Linked DNA regions of Homo sapiens: region 1 is linked to region 2. Evidence: chromatin contacts called from ENCODE Hi-C or POLR2A ChIA-PET data. All regions are on one chromosome and are shown on one strand. The core of a region is the stretch at or near the end of the contact, and the rest is flanking DNA. Distances in the headings are between cores, read along the strand shown.

What was found. A loop is a pair of places that touch in the nucleus more often than their neighbours do. ChIA-PET counts read pairs that join two places held with the same protein, here RNA polymerase II (POLR2A). Pooled maps may share reads with other maps.
Region 1: a map of Caco-2 shows a loop between it and region 2 (2.7-fold over the local background). The contact joins two enhancer-like sites. A Hi-C loop is called at or near these places in 4 of 168 maps with a recorded cell type or tissue (Caco-2, PC-9, ascending aorta and 1 more) and 2 of 50 pooled maps. POLR2A ChIA-PET finds 5 or more read pairs at or near these places in 2 of 52 experiments (PC-9 and naive thymus-derived CD4-positive, alpha-beta T cell).

The regions. Positions count from the first base shown.
Region 1 is chr6:11,631,623-11,634,322 of GRCh38, reverse strand. No RefSeq gene overlaps it. Among named protein-coding and RNA genes, the nearest start is that of TMEM170B, 95 kb to the right of the region's middle. Within about 2 kb of position 1,378, at least 3 of the 41 ENCODE cell types and tissues checked have a DNase peak (open chromatin) inside an H3K27ac peak, as active enhancers do.
Region 2 is chr6:11,585,435-11,588,134 of GRCh38, reverse strand. No RefSeq gene overlaps it. Among named protein-coding and RNA genes, the nearest start is that of TMEM170B, 49 kb to the right of the region's middle. Within about 2 kb of position 1,419, at least 2 of the 41 ENCODE cell types and tissues checked have a DNase peak (open chromatin) inside an H3K27ac peak, as active enhancers do.

The DNA.
Region 1 (2,700 bases), core at 129-2,628, 46 kb before region 2:
TTCCAGGTAAAGCAGACACCTGTCTGTGGAGTGGCCCTGCCTTGCTCCTGCCTGAGGTTGCGGGGCCCACATTCCTTTAATTCAGCTGAGGCCCATGGAAGCCCTGCTTGGTCCACCGCCTCCCAGGGACCTCTAGAATCCACTGCTCTCCAAGCCAGGGTTAACAGGATTCTCTCCAACCCTCCATCCTTTTTTCTAAAAGAAAGGGGGTTTCAGAAGATATTCCTCCCTGGGGTGGGGTCAGGAGTGTGGGGAATGGATAAGGGAGTGAGCTTTGTCCAGACAATCAAGATCTGCTGCTCTATTTCAGTTTTCCCGGAACATGAACAAGGAATGCTTTTTCTCCCCCAATTCAAACTGCACACACCTTATAAGAAAACAATGGCCTGCAAGTGCGTCATTTCAGCAGCCAGCTGGTTTTGTACCCCTGGAAATCCCTGAAGTGGGCAAGCCGGTCATATCTGGCTCTATCAAGAAAATCTTACATCAATTCAGAAATTCTCTGGGTGGCCCTCTCCTTCGGTTCTGCCCTCCTTGGGAATATAGCAATTTTTATTAGTAACTCTATCAAATAGAATTATTAATTATCTTATTGACTACATTCTGTCAAGGGCTAACCATACTCCAAGCCCTGAGCTTAAAGTCAATTATCTCATTTAATCCTCATGAAAATCCTGTGGAGCAGGGTTGATTCCAATTTTACAGAAATAGAAATAAGGTGTGTAGGCAGCCCCTAAAATAGACTGACAAATTCACAGTCTGATGGAGTTCCGGGTGTAACTAATGTATATTGTTACAGGTTGATTTTCCAGAGTTCGCTGGGACTCAGGTTTTTTCTGTTTGTTTTTTTTAATTGTTGGGAGACATTATTATTATGTGAGCGGAAAATAAGATCTGAGTAGGCAGCGTATAGAGTTGTGATCCAAAAAAATTCAGAAGCCAGGTTAATCTGACACCTGCGGAAGCTGGGCACAGCGGATGCTTGGCGGCAAGGTCATTGAGCCTGAGCCGCCTGGGAGGAGCGCAGGCCAGGTGTCCACTTCCTCTACTCAAACTCCAGCCCTCTTACCTCAGCTTCTCATGCTCCAGCCCAGCCTCCCAGGGATGCCTTGTGATGCCTGCCTGCCTGGGGCTGACTGTGTGGCATCCTGTGAGCTAAGAGGTTTCTAGGACCCACAGAGAATGATGATATTTGTGGCTTTATTCACAAGGACTAGCCTACACCTGGCACATAATAGATGCTCAACAAATACTTGCTGACTTACTGATTCCTCCACAAGGCCTCTCCCTGGGCAAGTGAGAGCAGCCCCCCTTCATCCTGCATTCCTGAGCTGGGCTTACTCAGAGACGCGGTGCTGTATTTGGTCACCAAGCGTCACCTCCAGCTGAGTCCAGCTGAGTCCAGCAGAGAAGCCAACAAAGTGCACAAAGAGCCATGTGTTGACCTCCAGTGTCTTCTCCCAGCCCAGGCCTGCTCTCAGCTAGGCTGTACTGACAGCTGCATCTGCCAGAGCTGGGAGCTTTGGGGGTGTGAGTCTGGGCCCCCACAAAACTGAGGCACCACTCAGGACTTGTCCTGGGCACTCTTGGAGCAGGCATATTGGCTGCTGCCTCCCCTCCTTCTCTGTCTCCAATCCTCTGGGTCTCCAAGATCTTATCCCTTTAAATATCCTGCTAAGGCATGAATGGGTAACTAAGTTAGAATATTTATATTTTGAAAGCAGGACTCAAATCTGAAAAACACACACAGAGAAATGCAGCTCTGATTAGGGGAGAACATGAATGAGGATGGCTTAACAGAGGGCAGGAATCCTCGCCTCACTTCCCTCAAAGTCACGCACTGCCAGGAATCCCCAGGAGTAGCAACTCAAAGGCTGATGCTGTGCCACACCCCACAGAGGAACGTGTACAAGGAAGTCCCAGTTATCGCAGCCTCACCAGAGAGATGCCAGGCTGTCAGTAGCCTTTTGCCTAAACCACCTGTTTTAGAAGAAGGGCGTGTGTGCGTGTGCGCACGCTACGCTGCTCCTGCTGAAATGAAAAGAAAAGGGGGTCTCAATGCCCCTTTCTTCTCTTTTCATCTTCTTGTCTAATGAACACAGAAGTTAGCCTTAAACTATTAAAATTCTTCCCAGCCTCCATGTTTATAAGCACCTATTTGAATTGTATGTGGAGGGGGGGTGGGAAGAGAGAGAAGGAAAGAGAGAGAGGAAGGAGTAGAGGGGAGAGAAAGAGAGAGATGGAGAGGGTTAAGCAAATAGTTTTAGGGCCTACTGTTCAGCAGCCACCCTGGGGAGCCCTGGTCTTGGGCACAGAGAGGATAAAAATTAAGTACCTCCGAGGAGCTCATGGACGAGCACGGGGAATGAACATTAAAGCAGGGGCTGTCATTCTAATGAGCCAGGTCTGAAGAGACCAGTAGGGTCAGGATGTCTGGGACCACAGGGACAGGATAATCCACCCTTAGCTTGAGGTTTCAAAGCGGTTTTCCCAGAGAGACTTCACTCATGTTAAAAGATATATTTTTGGCCTTTTTTCTGATCATTTAGTGGCAAAGATTTCCCCAACCTGGCTTTCTTCTGTCAACACTCCGTACAGCAGCTGTCTGTTCATGCCTCTGTAGTATGAAAGCACCTCAAAATCGGCCATGGAGGGCTGAATGCCTCTCCGGCCTGGCCCAGAGAGCTTTTCTAGTCCAGA
Region 2 (2,700 bases), core at 170-2,669:
CAGGGCTTTCAAAAGTCACGAGTCTCAAGAAATAGAAATGCTTTTACGCTATTGATGGGAATGTAAATTAGTTCCACCATTGTGGAAGACAGTGTGGTGATTCCTCAAGGATCTAGAACCAGAAATACCATTTGACCCAGCAATCCCAATACTGGGTATATATCCAAAGAAATATAAATCATTCTACTATAAAGACACATGCACATATGTTTACTGCAGCACTATTTACAATAGCAAAGACATGGAACCAACCCAAATGCCCATCAATGATAGACTGGATAAAGAAAATGTGGTACATATACACCATGGAATACTATGCAGCCATAAAAAGGAATGAGATCATGTCCTTTGCAGGGACATGATGAAGCTGGAAGCCATCACCCACAGCAAAGTAACACAGGAACAGAAACCCAAACACCACATGTTCTCACTCATAAGTGGGAGTTGAATAATGAGAACACATGGACACAGGGAGGGGAACGACATACACCAGGACCTGCTGGTGGGTGGGGGGCAAGGGAAGGGAATCTAGAGGATGAATAAATAGGTGCAGCAAACCACCATGGCACACGTATACCTATGTAACAAACATGCACGTTCTGCACATGTATCCCGGAACTTAAAGAAAAAAAAAAGTCATGAGTCTCTCAAAATTGTAGTTTCCTCAACCCTACATCTCCCACTCATCTCTGTACCTTCTCCTATTTTCCACATCAAAGATAGCACAAGCATCTTCTTTTAACACATTTTGGAGTCACCCACCAACACCAATTCCCACGAAAAGTAAGCCAAGTGTAGTTTTATGAAAATCTGTTTGGTCCTCTTTTTTTTTTCTTTTTTGGCAACAGAGTCTCACTCTGTTGCCCAGGCTGGAGTGCAGTGGTACCATCTCGGCTTACTGCAACTTCCATCTCCCGGGTTCAAGCGATTCTCCTTCCTCAGCCTCCCAAGTAGCTGGGATTACATGTGCCCGCCAACATGCCCGGCTAATTTTTTTGTATTTTTAATAGAGAGGGTGTCTCACCATGTTGGCCAAGCTGGTCTCGACCTCCTGACCTCAAGTGATCCGCCTGCCTCGGTCTCCCAAAGTGCTGAGATTACAGGCATGTGCCATCTGGTGTCTGAAGTTCAGTCCTGATTGAAGACCCTGAGTGCAGGGGCACGTGTGTCCCCATGGCTGCTGTAGGCCACACTATGGGAAAACAAAACTCGCGCTTTTACAACCAGAACTCTGGAGCTGAAAAGACCAACCCTCCCTCTCTGAGTTTGAACTAAATAGTTTGTCTCTGTAGCATAGTAAACAAAGCAGAGCAGCTCATTAGCAACAGGATCTGCAGTGGTTGGTGACTATGTGCACAGCTGATGGGCAAGTCCCGGCCATCTTTCAGGATTCATTTATGCTGGCCGCCTTGGCTTCCTCATCTTGTACATATTTGGTTTAGAGAATGCGAGGAATTTGCTAGCTGAGCAAGTTTATTCATCCTGCTTTCTAACTAGGCTCTTTCCCACTGAGGTATGTTTCTAAAATTTCCCTCAGCAGGCTTTGTTGCAAAAGCAGTGCGGGGTTCAACGGGACAGTTTAAATCTAAAACAAATCCTCCCTAAAAATGCACTGTTCTCTGTCAGGACAGAATCTGGCTCTGTCTTTGAAACAGAAGTGCCTGAACTTATTACCAAAACTTCTAGCAAAGGCTGGAAGGACATCATCCCTCTATGTGCAGACAATACATTGAAAGAGGGCAATGGGACAAAGGTTATTTTCTAAGCACTCACTGCGTGCAACATGAGATGTCATTCCATTTTACTAATGTGAGAACTGACTGTTGCAGAAGTTAAATGACTTGGACAAGTTCAATTACTAAGTGGTAGAGCAGGAATTTAAAACCGAGTCTCATGACACAAGGCAGATTGCACTATGTGTGCGTAACCCCAAGTTGACCAACTGTATAACTAAATGTCACTAAGAAAGCGTAGACTACTAAATTAGATACTAAGATATCAAGGCTTGCATCTGTAATCCTAGCTATTTGAGAGGCTGAGGCAGGAGGATTGCTTGAGGCTAGGAGTCGGAGACCAGCCTGGGCACCAAACACAGTGTGACTCTCTCTAAATAATAAATAAAATACACTAGGTAAAATAAATAAATTAGATAAAACCATTATGCATTGAGTTGGAATTTAAGAAAAATATATAAATCAAAGTCTAGATTAATGACTTACAAAAATCATAAACTAAAGTGATTTTCTAATTTGCAAACAATCCTGATAGGTTGTTTCTAATTTGCAAACAACCTATCTTAATAATTCTTTGGAAAGTTACATTGGCTAGTGATGACATGAAGAAACCTTAATTTTTCTCATATTTAATTTTCTGGTGTGCATTTCTTTTGGAAAAAAAACATTAAATGTATCATATGGAAATGAATCCAAAAGTAACAATCAGTTAATTTCAGTTCATAGGTAATGTCCAAGGCAAAAGCAAGGAGAAAAATAAAATAGAACCACTGCACCATCTAGTGACGGAACTCTTGCTTTACAAGAAAACCACCTGATGCAATTACATTTTGCCAATCAGTCCCCAGAACTTTCTGAGCCTGAAAAATATTCATAAAATTGTCCAAAAGAAGAATGCCTAGTGACAATGAATCATAGAAAATTAAGAGCAGACAGGATAGATTCCTAAGTTTCCATTTGGAAGCTA